Regions from separate parts of the Homo sapiens genome. Here region 2 is linked to region 1. The links are chromatin loops, found by intact Hi-C in ENCODE. Cell type or tissue: Caco-2. All regions are shown on one strand. Links, peaks and the distances in the headings refer to the core of each region. The heading gives the core; the rest is flanking DNA. Region 1 overlaps TACR3 (tachykinin receptor 3). Region 2 overlaps TACR3-AS1 (TACR3 antisense RNA 1).

Region 1 (9,432 bases), core at 685-8,684:
AACTACCCATTGAGCACTATGCTCACACCTGGGGGATGTGGATTCATACTCCAGACATCAACTTCACACAATATTCCTATACAACAAATCTACACATGTACTTGTCTCTAAAATAAAAGTTAAATTTTAAAAAATAAAGATTCCAAGGAAACAGATTCATTCATTAATCTTATAAGCATTTATACCATTCTTGAATTATGTACCTTGTGAGTTGTTGAATATCTAATGCTAAGGCATAGACCCTGCTCTTCAGTTTGGTAAAATTTCTTGGAACAGATAGCTAAACAAAAGAACATTACTTATATAATGTTGTATGCCACATGCTAGAGTTTTCCATGTGGTATTGTGGAAGCTCAATGTGAAACACTGAGGAAGTGGAGATATTGAAGAGTCCTTCTAGAAGAATAGCTGTCTGTGATGAGAGCAATTGAAAAGCAGTGGGGGAAAGCAGGGACGAGTCTTCTGATCACAGAAAATAAGGTAACCAAAACTCATGCCTCCTTCTAGTATTACGAATAGTTTCGCTGAGTGGGATGTACCATGTACTACAAGGTATGCTGATGAAGAAGCTGGGAGATAAGGATGGAGATGAGAATAGAGGGCCAATATGTGTTTACAGGTCAGAGAAACCATTAAAGAATTTTAATAAGGGTATTCATAAATTCAGATTTTAGATACTTTGAAGACAGTTTAGAATGGACTTCATTTGAGTGGAATATAAGATAGGCAGGAGGCTTTTTATAAATTCAGACAAAGAATTAGGTAGTTCTAAACAAGAATGGAGAAAAGGCTTAGGAAAGAAGAAAATAACTATATGAGTACATTTAGAGTTAATTTGAAGGTCCTTGTCATTCATTGAACATTGATTAAGGAAAGGGAAAAGTTATAGATTATTTCCAGATTTTTTGTCTGGACCACTGTACAGATATTAAGAATATTCTATAAAATGGAAACAGGCATTTCAGAGCAAAAATTATTATTTAGTTTTTACCAGCTTACTTTGAAGCGTCTACTACACATAGGTTTGGAGTGAGAGGTGGTTAATAAAATTTTAATCTCAAGCTCAGGGCCTAAACCTAGAGAAATCTAGATATGGGCATAATACAAATGTAGATTTGAAAGTAATTTTTAAGGGTGTTGATATCCTGGGAGATGAGATTATCCAAATGAGATCCTAAATGAAAGTATAAAAATATAAAGAATGGGACTTTGGGTAAAGAGTAGCATTTAAGTGGTTGTTAGAAGAAGAAAAGCCAAAAAAGTCTACTGAAGAGGAATGGTCTGCAGAGAGAAAGGACACCAATGCCATGGACAGGGAGACTTCTCGAAGGGGGAGTGATCAAAGGGTGTCTGTTCCTTCAGTCTAGCCAAGGACTGAATACATCCAATGAATTTAGGAACAAAGAAGTCAAAGGTAACTTTGGCAAGGGTGGTTTCAGTGGAATGGTGTGTTGGAAGCCACAGCGAATTAATCAAAGGTGTAAAAGATTGATAAGAGAAGCAGGCAAAGAGATGTGAGCATACTTACATTTTGAAGAGAGAACATGGTGAAGTAAAATAGGTCATGGTTCAGAAGACAGATGGTTTCATTGACGGAGGACTACTCTTGAGAAGGAAGTGCCAAGGATACAGAATATTGGTAATGAGTGGATGAAGGACATGAAAAGATAGAAATCAGTGAAAGGCCAGGCACGGTGGCTCACGCCTGCAATCCCAGCAGTTTGGGAGGCTGAGGCAGGCGGATCACAAGGTCAGGAGATCGAGACCATCCTGGCTAACACAGTGAAACCCCGTCTCTACTAAAAATACAAAATTAGCCAGGCGTGGCAGCGTGTGCCTGTAGTCCCAGCTGCTGGGGAGGCTGAGGCAGGAGAATGGCGTGAACCCGGGAAGCGGAGCTTGCAGTGAGCCGAGAGGCTTGATGAGGTGTTCAGAGTGAGTCTAGCCAAAAATATGTGGCCAATTGAACCTCCAACCCCCACATAAAAAAGAATCCAAAATTCAATACTAGGAATTATTCAGGTACCAGAGAAGAACTGCATTGCTGTGGAGTTATGGAGCTCAGTAGCAAGCAGCTATCAGACCCAGAGGAGACTAATGTCAAGGTGGTTGGATAAGGGCATTCACCCAATTTTAAGAAACTACACTTCCAAAAATAAAATAAAATGCATGTTAAAGTTCTACTCAAAATGAATCAGAGGGCAAAATTTAAAAGATGAAAATGCCACGAGGTCATTTCCTGGATCTACCTGTCCTCCAACTGGAGTATACCTACCTAATGTATTTAAAATAATGTACAAATTTAAATAACAAAGTCTTTAAAATATATATTTATCTTAAATCCTCCTCTTCACAGGAGGATTTAAGATACATTATTTTAAATATTGTATTATTTAAATCTTCCTGTGAAGAAGATTTAAAATAAATACATTAATGCTTTATACATGTATTTAAAATTTATACAAATAAAACTATAAACTTTTTTCCACTCAACTATTGTAATCTGGTACTTTAGTTGGATCAAAATATATTTGCAAAGCTATATATTTCAGAGAGAAGAGAATCTGATTTATGCTGCTAAATCATGCAAAGATAGACACCCTGGGATTTTTCTCTATTTTTTTTTAATTAACAACTTCATATGCTGGAAAATAGTTTTCTGCTTATTTTATGGCAAAATTTATTTTGGCTTGTAATCATAGACTATAACAGCCATGTTTGTGCCATATAAAAATTTGATAACATGACTATAGCAAAACGTATCTGAACTATATGTCCCATTTTAGGTTATGAGACTTAAGGAGGGTGTGGGTTAAATCCTTTATTTTTGAATCACTTGCCCAAGACTGCCTAAATCCTAGGCAGTCTTATAGGAAGACCAGAGAGCAATAGAAACTGAATTTTAAGGCATAGGGTCTCCCATTCAATGTATTACAAGTGATCCCTAAATAAATGTAAGTTGATTTACTTATTGCCTCACAGTACTGGATTCAGAGGTCTCTATGCATAGTCCTTCTTGCAAAAATTTCTTGCTTGGTAATGAAATTTTCTAGGAGATGCTCCAGGAAATCTCACAGCTAGAAGGTAGACTCGTTTTCGGATGATGGAGACCTGGCTTATATTCTGAATAATGTAAATAAAACAGTGACTTCTAGTTCTCCAGGGTATTTTGTTTTAAAGTAAAACACACTACCTTGTTCAATCTAGGTTAACTGTGGCATATCAACCTTTCACTATCACTCATCAGTTTTTAATTTCTAATGAGAAACTTTATATGAAGAGAATTATTTCATACTTGATTGTCTGCCTTTTAATCCACACGGGTAACATTTGAAGGACCCGTTGCTTATTCTAATTAATATTTGAGTTCCTATTCCCTTTAGGTATGCAATTACTGTTTTCTGTGTTGTTCTCATGTCTTTTATGATGCTGTTTTTCTTTGCAGATTTAGTATACAAAGCATGTATGTTCCTTTAGGGTGTTAGCAAAAATAATTTTCCTTGTCTGGGCTTAGATGGTGCAGCAAGAGGCTTTAGAAATTCCTGTTGCAGAGATTTATATAAGACTGCCACATCTTACTGGAGAATGATGAAATAATGAAGCAGAAATAATCTGAAGATAATACCTGAGAATCAAAAGGGATAAAGTAATCACAGTGCATTATTCCACTAGTTCTAAATGTTTTCAAATAAAAAAAGATTAAAGACAGGCTTGAGAGGCATACAAATGATTTCGACAAAGCCATAAATTTGAAAATATGCTGAGTAAAGTATATAGGTGTATAGAAAATCATAGCACTTTGGAATTTACAACTTAAGCAAAGTAGTAGAAGAAAGTCTCCCCGAAATCTTTGTTGAAATGAAATACAAATGAAAATAGTATTAGAAAGAAATCTGAAGAGATTTACAGCATGTAATTGGAATTACAGAAATAAAGCATTTGTGTAACATGGTTTGTAAGACAAAACATTATTTTTCTATTTGTAATTCCCTTTTGACTTGAAGGAGAGTGAAATGTGGGTACATGGAGAATATTTTGTTTTTTCTGAATAGGGTAACAGATGTGGGTAGGTATTTGGAAGTTTGGAATCATTTGAATTATAGGAAGAGGGCTACAGTTTGAATTGTCAGAACAATTCTAAATTTGTCTTTAAAAAGTGTGGGTGAATGGTCTTTCTGGATCAGAGAAATGGATCAAGGGGGAGCAGCAAGACAGGGAAAGGTAGAGAGGGAGAAGAAAAGAGAGAAGGAGATTAAAAAAGAGAGAAACACGCAATTGCCTCAGAACTGACTTCAGAAGAAATGTTGAAAGGAATTTTATGCCGTGAGAGACAAATTATCCTTTTGGACTCATCTACAAAATCCTCAGTAAATTTACATTTTTCATTAAGGACATATGAAAAAATTAAAAAAGTTATATACATGGAGGCTGCTAAAATCTGGTTTACATAGGCAATGATAAATGAAAACAATATTACTGGGAATTGAATGGTATAAAACGTGTAAGGACTATGAGACATTTACAGAGTGCTCTCTTGGTGGGAAGTAGGTGTTGTGCTAGGCACATTAAAAACTTGGTCCCTTGTTACAAAGATTATGTACAAATGAAAAGGTGAAATAATTTTGAAATGAACTGTTTCCTGTAAGGCAAGGATAGACAAAAGAGAAGTAGAAATGCAAGGGAAAGTGGAAAAAAAACTGCCAAGTAGGGATGAACAAAAGGAGTAAAATATTCAAGTCAGGCCAGCAGAAAAATACTTTCCTCAATTTTCTTTCAGCTAAAGAATAAACGAGTTAGAATGATATGGGAGTAGGGGGTGGGGGGTTGTAATTCTACCTTTATTTAGTAGCACTCTCACTTGCCATGAAACCTGTATCTTCATATTAGAGCAGAATTCATCCTTGGTGCCAGGAAGCTCCCGGAATCTATGAGGTGACTTGGATCAAAGAGATCAATATCTAAAGACTTTAAATAACCTCTGTGTTATCTGCTGAACTATGTCCTCCTAAAATTTTTTTGTTGAAGTCCTAACCCCCAGTACCTTACACTGTGACAGAATTTGAAGATAGGGCCTTTAAAGAGGCAATTCAGGTAAAATGAGATCATACACCTGGTCTGTAATCCAAAAATAACTGTGCTTTTATCAGAAGAGATTAGGACACAGACCTGAAGGGAAGGCCACATGAAGATCCCAGAGGGATGGAGCCTTTTACAAGCCAAGGAGAGAGGCCTCGGGAAAAATCAACCCAGCCTACATTTTGATCTTGGACTTCTAGCCTCCAAGACAGTGGAAAAATAAATGTCTATAGTTTAAGCCACCCAGTCTGTGATACTTTGTTATGGCAGCTCTAACAAACTATCATTTTTACCTTTCCCTCCCTATCACCTCATCACCCTCTAAATCATATGGGACAGATGTGAACTGACGTTTGTATTGTTATTCAACCTAGGTAGATCCATGTTGAGTCATATACATGTGTAATTTACATAGGTGCTTCTGTGGCTGAAATTACTAATCTAATCTGGTATCTTTTACCAATTACATCCATCAGAGAGAGCCTGGTCATATGTCACCTCTGGATCTTAGCTGTCAACCAAAAGGACGCTAAGACAAAAAAGCCTGTCCTTTATGTGGGCTTTTATTATTATTGTTATTTTTTTTTGACGAATTTTTGTGTTTAGGAAAAAGACGTATAGCTGGTGTAACCAGCTAAGGGCCTGGGGCAGAATGGGAGGCTTGCAGGAATGTGTGTCGGTTAGCAAATATGCCATGGAGATTTGCAACACTTAAGCCTGCGTGTAGTCCTTGCTATTCATCATTCTGTTAACTGCACCTCTCTAGTAATTATTTTACATGGCCAGGTAATTTATATTTGATGTTGATAAATATAGTCCTACAAAACATTGAAGTAGTTTTCTCCGGTATGAAAGAAAGCAGGCATTGTGTTTGTTGTTGTTTTCAGTATAGTTTAAGGTTAAGGGAATTTGTAACTTTATAATGAGTAATAAATGCATGGTATAATTTCTTTTTACTGATTAGAATTTTTAGTTTACTGCATACTGTATCAGTAATCTATATAATATAAAGTTTCCAAAGGTCCCTATGTATTGTTTTAATTGTGGTGGGGCCGAGCGCGGTAGCTCACACCCGTTATCCCAGCACTTTGGGAGATTGAGGTGGGCGGATCACGAGGCCAGGAGTTGGAGACCAGCCTGGCCAACATAGCAAAACCCCATCTCTGTGAAAAATAAATAAAAAAAAAAAATTAGCTGGGCGTGGTGGCAGGCACCTGTAGTCCCAGCTCCTTGGGAGGCTGAGGCAGGAGAATCACTTGAACTCAGGAGGCGGAGGTTGCCGTGAGCCGAGATCATGCCATTGCATTCCAGCCCAAGTGACGGTGTGAGACTCCGTCTCAAAAAAAAAAAAAAAAAAAAAAAAAAAAAGTCTAGGTATTAAAGTTGTGCTAATTCTTCCTTGGTGGTTCATACCTGTAATCCCAGCACTTTGAGAAGCCAGGGTGATGGATCACCTGAGGTCAGGAGTACGAGACCAGTCTGGCCAACATGGTGAAACTGTGTTTCCATTAAAAAAAAAAAAAAAAAAAAAAAAAGCTGGGCATGGTGGTGTGCACCTATAATCCTAGCTACTCAGAAGGCTGAGGCATGAGAATCACTTGAACCTGGGCGGCAGAGGTAGCAGTGAGCCAAGACTGCTCCACGGCACTCCAGCCTGGGCGATAGAGCAAGACTCGGTCAAAAAAATAAATAAATAAATAAATTTTTAAAAAAAGTCTTGGTAAAGGGATCAATTCATCAAGAAGAGCTAACTATCCTAAATATATATGCACCCAATACAGGAGCACCCAGATTCATAAAGCAAGTCCTTAGAGACCTACAAAGAGACTTAGACTGCCACACAATAATAATGGGAAACTTTAACACCCCACTGTCAATATTAGACAGATCAACAAGACAGAAGGTTAACAAGGATATCCAGGACTTGAACTCAGCTCTCCACCAAGCGGACCTAATAGACATCTGCATAACTCTCCACCCCCATATCAACAGAATATACATTCTTCTTAGAACCACATCACACTTATTCTAAAACTGACCACATGATTGGAAGTAAAGCACTCCTCAGCAAACGTAAAAGAACAGAAATCACAACAAACTGTCTCTCAGACCACAGTGCAATCAAATCAGAACTCAGGATTAAGAAACTCACTCAAAACTGCACAACTTCATGGAAACTGAACAACTTGCTCCCGAATGACTACTGGGTAAACAATAAAATGAAGGCAGAAATAAAAATGTTCGTTGAAACTAATGAGAAAAAAGACACAAGGTACCAGAATCTCTGGGACACATTTGAAGCAGTGTGTAGAGGGAAATTTACAGCACTAAATGCCCACAAGAGAAAGCAGGAAAGACCTAAAATCAACACCCTAACATTACAATTAAAAGAACCAGAGAAGCAAGAGCAAACACATTCAAAAGCTAGCAGAAGGCAAGAAATCACTAAGATCAGAGCAGACCTGAAGGAGATAGAGACACAAAAAACCCTTCAAAAAATCAATGAATCCAGGAGCTGGTTTTTTGAAAAGATCAACAAAATTGATGATAGACTGCTAGCAAGACTAATAAAGAAGAAAAGGGAGAGGAATCAAATATACACAATAAAAAATGATAAAGGGGATATCACCACTGATCCCACAGAAATACAAACTACCATCAGAGAATACTATAAACAACTCTACACAAATAAACTAGAAAATCTAGAAGAAATGGATAAATTCCTGGACACATACACCCTCCCAACACTAAACCAGGAAGAAGTCAAATCTCTGAATAGACCAATAACAGGCTCTGAAATTGAGGCAATAATTAATAGCCCACCAACCAAAAAAATCCAGGACCAGATAGATTCACAGCTGAATTCTACCAGAGGTACAAGGAGGAGCTGGTACCATTCCTTGTGAAACTATTCCAATCAATAGAAAAAGAGGGAATCCTCCCTAACTCATTTTATGAGGCAAGCATCATCCTGATACCAAAGCCTGGCAGAGATAAAAAGAATTTTAGATCAATATCCCTGATGAACATCAATGCAAAAATCCTCAATAAAATACTGACAAACTGAATCCAGCAGCACATCAAAAAGCTTAACCACCACAATCAAGTCAGCTTCATCCCTGGGATGCAAGGCTGGTTCAACAGACACAAATCAATAAATGTAATCCATCGTATACACAGAACCAATGACAAAAACCACATGATTATCTCAACAGATGCACAAAAGGCCTTTGACAAAATTCAACAGCCCTTCATGCTAAAAACTCTCAATAAACTAGGTATTGATGGAATGTATCTCAAAATAATCAGAGCTATTTATGACAAACCCACAGCCAATATCATACTGAATGGGCAAAAACTGGAAGCATTCCCTTTGAAAACTGGCACAAGACAAGGATGCCCTCTCTCAACACTCCTATTCAACATAGTGTTGGAAGTTCTGGACAGGGCAATCAGGCAGGAGAAAGAAATAAAGGGTATTCAATTAGGAAAAGAGGAAGCCAAATTGTCCCTGTTTTCAGATGACATGATTGTATATCTAGAAAACCCCATTGTCTCAGCCCAAAATCTCCTCAAGCTGATAAGCAACTTCAGCAAAGTCTCAGGATACAAAATCAATGTGCAAAAATCACAAGCATTCTTATACACCAATAGCAGACAAACAGAGATCCAAATCATGAGTGAACTCCCATTCACAATTGCTACAAAGAGAATAAAATACCTGGGAATCCAACTTACAAGGGATGTGGAGGACCTCTTCAAGGAGAACTACAAACCACTGCTCAATGAAATAAAAGAGTACACAAACAAATGGAAGAACATTCCATGCTCATGGGTAGGAAGAATTAATATCGTGAAAATGGCCATACTGCCCAAGGTAATTTACAGATTCAATGCCATCCCCATCAAGCTACCAATGACTTTCTTCACAGAATTGGAATAAACTACTTTATAGTTCATATGGAACCAAAAAAGAGCCCACATTGCCAAGACAATCCTAAGCAAAACAAAAAAAAAACAAAAAAAAAACAAAAAAAACAACAACAACAACAAAAAAAAACAAAGCTGGAGGCATCACGCTACTTGACTTCAAACTATACTACAAGGCTACCATAGCCAAAACAGCATGGTACTGGTACCAAAACAGAGATATAGACCAATGGTACAGAATAGAGCCCTCAGAAATAACACCGCACATCTACAACCATCTGTTCTTTGACAAACCTGACAAAAACAAGAAATGGAGAAAGGATTCCCTATTTAATAAATGGTGCTGGGGAAACTGGCTGCCCTATGAAGAAAACTGAAACTGGATCCCTTCCTTACACCTTATACAAAAATTAATTCAAATGGATT
Region 2 (9,432 bases), core at 960-8,959, 58 kb before region 1:
TGTGTTTATATTTAAAATAAATTAAATCAGTATCTGGAAGATATATCTACACCCTCATGTTTATTACAGCCCTATCTACAATAGTTAATATATGGAAACAACCATAGTGTTAATCATTGAATGTATGGATAAAGAAAATGTGGTATATACCATGGGATATTATTCAGCCATAAAAAGGAAGAAAATTCTGCTATTTGTGACAATATAGATGAACCTGCAAGACACTGTGTTAAGTGAAATTAGCCAGGCACAGAAAGGCAAATTTTGAATGATTTCACTTATACTTGGAATCTGTGAAAGTCTGACTTGTAGAAAGAGAGAGTGGCATGGTAGTTGTCTGGGCCTGGCAAGTGGGGAAAAAGGGGAGAAGTTTATTAAAGGTACAAGCTTTTCATTATAAGATAATTAAGTTTTAGGGATCTCTTGTACAACATGAGTACTGATGGATGCATTAATTTGATTGGGACAATCAATGCATAATGTATATGTGTATGAAATCATCATGTTGTACAACTTCAATATACACAATCTTTATTTGCCAATTAGATATTTTAAGATAAATAAATAAGACATGGAGAAAGAAAAAAAGCAAGAGAAAAATGAAATGTTAAAGAATTGGAAAGGAAGAAATGAAATTGTCACAATTTGCAGATGACTGATGCTGTTTGTAGAATACCCTAAAGAATCTATGGACATATTTTCAGAACATATGAGTGAAGAAGCAAGTCATCCAGATTCAAGATGAACATACACACATCAATTGTGTTTCTATATACCAGAAGAGATAGGATAAAATTAAAAATTCATATAAAATCAATATAGCATCTGAAATGGAGTATTATGAATAATTTAATTACTTCTACACAGAAAACTTATCAGTCATTATTGGGGAGAATAGAAAACCTAAGTAAATGGACATATATATAGTGGTTGTGAATTAAAAACTCAATATTGTTTTTAATGTCAACTTTGCTCAAATTTATTCTTACATTCAATGCAATCTCATTCAAAGTTGATCAGATTTTCTTGTTGAGAATGCAAAGCTAATTCAAAACTTTGTAGAACTCAGAATAGCCAAGACAGTCTTTACGAGGTAAAAGAAAAGAGTTGGAAGAGTTTCACTAACACATTAGTACTTTACTATACAGTTACAGTAATCAAGACATTGTGATAATGAAACACAAACAAACAGACCAATGTAATAAAATAGCATCCAGAAAAACACCTGCACATCTTCATACTGCCACCTGATTTAAAACAAAATGCCACTTCAATACAGTGGGAGAAAAGCTGGTCTTTTAAATAAATTATGTTCGAGCAATTAAATATGTGCAAAAAATGAATTTTGATACCTATCTCACATTATACACAGAGATTATTTTGTACAGAATGTAGATCTACATGTCAAAAGTAAAACAATGACTATTCTAAAAGAAATCCAAGAAGAATATCTTCATGGGTTTTGGGTAGGCAATTGTTTATTTGGAGGACACTGTACTAACCATAAAGGAAAAGATTGGTAAATTGTAGTACATTAAAATTGAGAACTATTGTTCATCAAAAGATATCACTCAAATGTCAGAAAATTCAGGTGACAGAGTGGAAGACTATACTTAAATGTATATAACTGATAAAGCATTCATACTTAAAAAATATATATATAAATATTCTACATATCAATTAGAAGAAAAAAGTAATCCAATTTAAAAAAAATGAGCAAAAATGTTAAGTGCTCACAAAAGAATAGCTCCAAATGGCCAATAAATATTTAAAAGGTGCTCAACTTTGATCATCAAATGCCATAGGTGTAGTAAGTGTTTTAAAAAGTGAGTAACCTTGTACAATAAGTGTTTTAAAAGGTGATCCACCTTAAGCGGCAATACTTGTTTTAAAAGGTGAGCAACTTTAAAAGGTGCTTAGCTTTGGTCATCAGTAAAATACAAATTTAAACAACAATGTAATTTTTTACACACCTGATAAGATGGCTAACATAGAAAATTACAGCAATACAAAGGTAATTGAAGATGTGGAGCCATTGGAATTTCATATGGTGTTAGTGGAAGTGTAAATTATTGCAACCACTTTTGAAAACTGGCAATACCTACTAAAGCTGAACATGCATATTTCCTACAACTCTATGACCTATGCATCTAAAACCTAGTATAAGACTATTTCATAGCATCACTGTTGGTAATAGTCCACATTAAAAACACCTCAATTCCCATCAACCATAGATAAAAGTATGGCATACACATACAATGGAGTACTATATAGCATTAAACTAACATAAAAATTTCAAATCTCACACAGAAAAGGAAGTTCAAAGCAGTTACTTTTAAATGTTAAAGTCTTGAGTCCAATGTTGAATTTTATTTTTGGTGAAAAGTTGGATTTGACATACTCTTATAACCTAAAATCATCAAGCACTTTCTATTGTCATATATGTTATACATTGGGGATAGTGTAAAGGGGAATAATTTTGGAGAAAAATGCTCAATACCTATTTCTGATAAATGTTTTGTTTAAGTGTTATACACAAGTCCATGGAGAAAATCATGTTTCATAATAAAATTATCTTCTTCTTGTTAACAAAAGTTTATTAGATACATGTTACTGAATGTAAATGGGCTAAATGCCACAATTAAAAGGCACAGAGTAGCAAGCTGGATAAAAAACCAATACCCAATTGTATGCTGTCTTCCAAAGACCCATCTCACATGCAATGACACCTATAGGCTTAAAATAAAGAGATGAAGGAAAATCTCCAAACAAATGGAGAACAGAAAAAAACAGGGGTCACAATCCTAATTTCAGAAAAAACAGGCTTTAAGCCAACGGAGATCAAAAAGGATACAAAAGGGCATTACGTAATGGTAAAGGGTTCAATTCAACTGGAAGATCTAACTATCCTAAATATATGTGCACCCAACATAGGAACATCCAGATTCATAAAGCAATTTCTTAGAGACCTTCAAAGAGACTTAGACTCCCACACAATACTAGTGGGAGACTTCAACACCCCACTGACTAGACAGATCATCAAGGCAGAAAATTAAGAAAGACATTCAGGACCTTAACTCAGCACTGGATCAAATGGACCTGATAGACACCTATAAAACTCTCCACTCCAAAACAACAGAATATACATTCTTCATTCATCAATATACATTCATCACCACATGGCACATACTCTAAAACTGACCACACAACCAGACATAGAACAATCCTCAGCAAATAAAAAAGAACTAATATACCAACCATTCTTTTGGACCACAGTGCAATAATATTAGAAATCAAGACTAAGAAAATTGCTCAAAACGATACAATTACATGGAAATTAAAAACCTGCTCCTGAATGACTTTTGGATAAATAATGAAATTAAGGCAGAAATTAAGAAGTTCCCTGAAACTAATGAGAACAAAGATAAAACATACCAGAATCTCTGGGACACAGCTAAGACAGTGGTAAGAGGGAAATTTGTAGCACTAAATGCCCACACCTGAAAGTTAGAAAGATCTCAATTTAACAACCTAACATCACAAATAAAAGAACTAGAGAACCAACAGCAAACCAATCCCAAAGTTAGCAGGAGAAAAGAAATAACCAAAATCAGAGCTGAACTGAAGGAGATTAAGATGTGAAAAACCATTCAAAAGATCAATAAATTCAGGAGTTGGTGTTTGAATAAGATAATAAAATAGGCCACTAGCTAGACTAATAAAAAAGAAAAGAGTTAAAATCCAAATAAACACAATTAGAAATGACAAAGGGTATATTATCACTGACCACACAGAAATATAACTGTCAGAGACTACTATTTTCCAAAAATGTAAAATGTATAGCATTTGTATAACAGCTCAAAAGTGTAAGGCAAGTTAAATTCTGTTTCAGCTGTTTAAAATTGCATATTAAGTTGCTTTACTGTGATTCCAAGCACCTTGACATGAGAAATGGTACTATGACTTTCGTATATTTCTACACACTTGTAGTGAGCCTTAAGCCTAGTTTGAGAGATATGCTTTAAAATAGCCAATAAGATTACAACTTAGTCAAATAAGTTGTGAAGACTTTATCTCTTACATGCTTCTTATTTATAGATTTTTTGTGCTATTATTTAACAAATAGATTATGAACTAGATGCTGAAAAGGAAGTTATGCAATTTCTGTTCAATCTGTTTTTTAAAAAAACTGTCTAGCAATTAAATGATCTGAGTGAATTGGAGTTTATGATTCTAATTTTACTTTTCTGTGTTGTCTCCTGATTTTTTTGAGAAGCCAACTGAACGGTTTGATAGTAGTTTATATTATTGTGTAGGTAGTATATTCTAGGAGATGTTTAGAAATTTAAAACTCATTATATCTAGTTTAATTCCTAATATCTCCACGAAATAGCTAATGGGATTTGAATAATGGCCTGTATAAATCATACATTTATGCTTTAATTATTGCATTACTTTAATTCATTCATTTGTTCTTTTAGCCATTATATATTATTTTCCCATTATGTGTCTAGCATGGCTGTAGATACTGAGATTGCAGTGGTGAATAAGCCAATCAAGGCATTGACTCTCCCCAGTTTCCAGCCTGGTAGAGGGCAAAAATATCAAGTAAATGAGTAAGTAAGTAAACAGATAACAGATGGCAATAAATGTATGAAGAAGATTAAAAGGTGATATGATATAGATAAGGACATATAGCTAAGAGGAGCTCTTGTTTTAACTGAGATCTGAATGATAGTAATTAACTAGCCATAACAAGATAAGAAGAAGCCCCTTTTCAGGCAGAAAACACAGCTAGTGTAAAAAGCCAAAGACGAAAATCAGTTTATCCTGTTCCAGGGAAACGAGAAGTTGAATGTGCTTGAAATGAGTGGGTAATGTGAAGCATAAGGCAAGATAAGTTAAGGAGGCAGGCAGAATTAAATGATTTAAGACTTTATAAGCTAGGGAAAGAATTCATATCTTAAGCGTAATGGAAAACTACTAGAGTTTTTAAAAATGTCTTTTATGTAAACAGTGAATTGTTCACGGTAAAAGTAAAGGCTGAGAGTTCAGCTAGGGTGTCCCTGTAGCGATTCTGATGAGAGATAACATTAGGTAAACATAGAAGGTAATGCAGATGGAGAGAAGCAGATAGTTTGGGATTATGTTTTTGAGGCAGAGTTGAAAAGGCTTTCAGACTGATTAGATGTGGGTAAGAGAGAAAAATAAGAAAGAGAATTTATCTGCTTAAACAGCTTATTGAATGATAGCACCATGTATTAAGATGCAGATCAGAGGAAAAATTAGTTTTGGGGTGTTATGACCACTTCCTATTCATCCCATTGGTGAAGGAGGAATCTCGTGCCCAAAATTATAGGAGATGTTCAAGCACACAACCCCTGACACTGGACAGATGAGATCATCCAGCCACAACACACTGCATGCTGTGAAGGGCCACACAGGTGTTGCACTCAGGAGCTGAGTGAACTGGGCTGTGGGAGGCAGGCTTTGTTAGTAATGGGAGGGTGAGATGTCCCCTGGTTCCTGCAGAAGGATTGGATTGCTTTGCTTGAGTAATTGTATGGGTTGGCCGGGAGATTAAACCTGTTAGGTTGAGGACAGGGTAGAATGCAACAGCTGACGGAAGAACTAGCTGGGCAGAGAACATTTCCTACTGAGTAGGGGCATATCTGGTGACAGCAAGAGAACTCACAGATAGGCCTTTCGGGCCCTGTAAAGTTAAAAATGTCAAGGCAGCACTTGAAAGTTTAGGTCTTACCCTACGTCGGGGAAATTAAGGTCCCTTTGGCCATGTTACATTTGAGATGACTGTAAAGACTGCATCGAAGTGGAGACATCATGTTGTATATGTAAGTCTGAAACTGTGAGACATCAGAATTGGAGGTAAAGATTTAGGCGATAAGGACATTTAACATCATGGGACTGAGTAGAAGAATGTGTAGATAGAGAAGAGAAAAGGTTGAGCTTTAGATGCGTTTCAACATTGAGAGTTGGAGCAGAGGAAAGGGAGCATCAAGGAGACTTGGAAGAGTAGCTATTGAGGTAGGAAGAAAACCAGGAAGGCGAAGTGTTATGAGCTGAGAGAAGCATTCCAAGAAGGAAGTGATTATTTCTGACAAATGCTGCTGAGTTGTCATAGAAGGTAAGTAATCATCAGACCTGCAACGTGATAACCTTGACAAGAGAGTCTCTGTAGAGTTGTGGGAAATTGGATGTTCTTGGTAGGTACTTATTTATAGTTAGTTGAAACTAGTGGTGTCTGCTGGTCTGTAGCCTCTAGTTACTGTTTCCTGTTAATCGCACTATGTAAAAAATAATCTATGGAATCAAAGGCAAATTGATAAGCTCAGAATTCCATAGAAAATTGGCCTCATCTCCCTTTCACAAGTCAATGTAAGATTTTGTGAGCTGTTTTCTATCCAATAGTGCAATTGCTTATGGTCATAGGCAGGAGTATAACAAGCACCCCATGGCCCTGCCTTTCTGTCATGGCACACTCCATGATTGGTTATACTGGGGCCCTGCTAACCTACTTTATTTTCACAAACAAGACAAGCTCCCATCTCAGAGCACTGGCACATACTTTTCTCTCTGTCTGGAAACATAATCTCTTTTCTTCTGGATGATCTCAACTTTAGGATCACCTTAGGTTTCTTCTTAAATGTCCCTTTCTTAGGAAAGTCTTCCTGGTCTCATAAATTGGCTTATGTTTCCCTGCAATGCACTCTTATCCTGATTTTTCCCTTTACAACTCTTGAACGCATCTGCATTCCATGTTCATATAATTATCTGAGTACTATCTCCTTTACTCGACTATAAATTCTATGAAGTCATCTTCTCAATATATTTTATTCTTCACGGTATTTCTGGTGCTTGGCACAAGCCCTGGTGTAAAGGGAGTGAACAATAAATTATAAAAATAAAATAATAATAAATACCAGAGGGTTTTTCTTTGAGGGAGGTGGCAGACAGTTTATTAATTCTTTTTTTTCTTCTTTTTTATTTTATTTTTGTTACAGATGAAAACATTTACTTCAGACTGTTTACTACTGTTCGATTCTATTTTTCCTTTGATTTTCTCTTCTCAGTCATAAGTGGAAATGGAAGGGATTCATTCAAAGGTAGGGATAAGGACAAAATCCATTTCAATTAAAAAATTACCTTATGTATAGGATAAGATTATTGAAATGGAAACTATTCTGTTTATTAGTATTGCTTAACTTATTTGCTTCTGTGCTCAACTTCACTGTTTAAAAAACCTCATCGAACATCAAACTGTAATATCTACATAAAAATAGTTTTATTTCAGGAAAGCTACACTAGTTTATATATAGTTTCATAGTAAAATTTTATCTACTTTTGTTGTTATTTTTGCACTGCATATACTTTAAAATATTAATGACTAACAAACATGGGAAGATATTTTGTTAATGGAATAATGCTTCAGAGTTCTTTTTGTCATTCCGTGGTCAGTAATTACTTACCAGCAGTAGACAATGTTCTGAGACAGGGGATTGTCTACACTCCATACATAATCTTCATTTCAACTTTGCCCCTCACTCTGAACTTGGTGTCACTCAGTTCTTGATCTTTATATCTCCCCTCCCTGTACCTCAAGCCCTTTATCTCTCCACTCATACTTGACCCTTATTGTTTCCCACATTTCCCTCTCTGAACTGAAGTGGTAAGTCTCAGACATGAACTGAGCACATTGCTTTAAAAATTGTGGTAATAAAACAAAGCTGAATATTTCATCAAAAGCCTTCCTGAAATAAAAATGACTGCATTAGTATTGCTGGGCCAAAATGTTATGTACTAGCTTGTGTATATAGTAGAAATTAAAAAAAAATTTTTTTCATTGCTAATAATGATTCAGGAAACACACTGCACACCAAGTTTGATCTGACGTGTTACAGTTAGGAAAGGCTTTGATCATTTGTAATCAGATTAGTGTCCAGTCAAATGACTTTGATGGCTGGCTGAGAGAATCTGAGAAGAATGCGAGGAAGACATGAGAATGTCTTTATTTGTGTGAATCTAAATTGATATTATAAAAGGTAACTGGCTCTGCCTTGCAGAAGAAATTTTTCAGTTGGCATTGTCAAATCTCAAGATAGTTTTATTGGTGCCTGATGATATACCATTAGCTTTCTTAACTTCGAAAGTTATTTAGCAGTTAGTGGAAAAAAAATTGTGTATTACTTAGGCTTCCTTGTTCCTGCATACTCTGTTCTCTGTGCTTGCCTTTTTTCTCCTCTTCAGATAATTTGTATTTATTCTTTAGGATTCAGCTCAAGCATCTCTTTGTGAAAATTATTCCCTGTTTATCTCTTCTTTCCTACCAATTCTTTGACATAGGCAGAGGTCCTCTCCCCAACCTGCTCTCATGGCACTCTCTCTCTCTATATATATTCTTTGATAATTTATTATATTGTAGTGAAATTATTTGTTCACAAATGTAACTGGAGGTTAACTTGCATTTTGATGGTTCAACAAGATAGATTCATCAAGGATAGATGCAATATTAATCAAGTCTGTCAGGCATAGATTAGAATTTTTATCCAAGGAACAATATATAAAAAATAAATAAATGAAAATGACTATATAATAATACTTATTCTTTCATAAGTTCTCAAATTTGTCTTTCCATGTAGGAAGACAATATACTAGTCAGTATTCTGATATTTTCTCCAGTTTCTGGGAACTTTGTTAATATTGCTTAACTATCTTAATTTGGAATCAATACTGGGACACCCTAAGGCTTAGAATAAGAACCAGAACTGGGGTTAATTGATCATGGTAACCAGGCTTCATACAATGTCTAAGCATTCATCTGATCAGCCTCTTCTCTGAAAACACTATGTGCTTTAAAACACATAGAGGTGGGCCAGGTAGTGGCTCACGCTTGTAATCCCAGCACTTTGGGAGGCCGAGGCAGGTGGATCATGAGGTCAGGAGATTGAGACTATCCTGGCTAACACGGTGAAACCCCGTCTCTACTAAAAATACAAAAAATTAGCTGGACACGGTGGCGGGCGCGTTGTAGTCCCAGCTACTCAGGATGCTGAGGAAGGAGAATGGCGTGAATCCGGAAGGCAGAGCTTGCAGTGAGCCAAGATCACGCCACTGCACTCCAGCCTGGGTGACAGAGCAAGGCTCCATCTCAAAAACAAAACAAAACAACAACAAAAAAACACTTATAGGTGGTAGTTCATCTACTTCAAAACTACTACACGAAATGCATAATGTCTACTCTTTAAAGATTAAAACATCAGAACGCAAAACACTTGTTTGTTTCCTAGGGTTATTATGATAGTCATAGATGGATAAACATAGCATTTACTTCAAGTTCATGTGGCTGCATCTCAGAAACTATTAGTTAAAGCCATGGGTAGGTTCTAGAGTCAAACTACCTGGATGCAAAGCTTA

The links. Hi-C counts contacts between places; a loop is a spot of excess contacts. Peaks named below come from ENCODE experiments on the same cell type or tissue, not always from the same donor. Only the 100,000 strongest peaks of a DNase experiment are listed, where the experiment ranks them.
Region 2: a loop joins it to region 1, with 5 times the contacts of the local background. A loop is called at or near these places in 1 of 110 quality-filtered maps.

The regions. Positions count from the first base shown.
Region 1 is chr4:103,620,767-103,630,198 of GRCh38, forward strand. All of the region lies in intron 3 of TACR3 (tachykinin receptor 3), which reads right to left. It overlaps TACR3-AS1 (TACR3 antisense RNA 1), which reads left to right. Exons shown (of 5, transcript NR_186501.1): 5 at 3,515-3,685. Among named protein-coding and RNA genes, the nearest start is that of TACR3-AS1, 77 kb to the left of the region's middle. In Caco-2, for the core only: no CTCF peak of the experiment used is centred there; a DNase peak (open chromatin) is centred at 5,215.
Region 2 is chr4:103,562,279-103,571,710 of GRCh38, forward strand. The region is part of intron 2 of TACR3-AS1 (TACR3 antisense RNA 1); the gene reads left to right. Among named protein-coding and RNA genes, the nearest start is that of TACR3-AS1, 18 kb to the left of the region's middle. In Caco-2, for the core only: no CTCF peak of the experiment used is centred there; no DNase peak of the experiment used is centred there.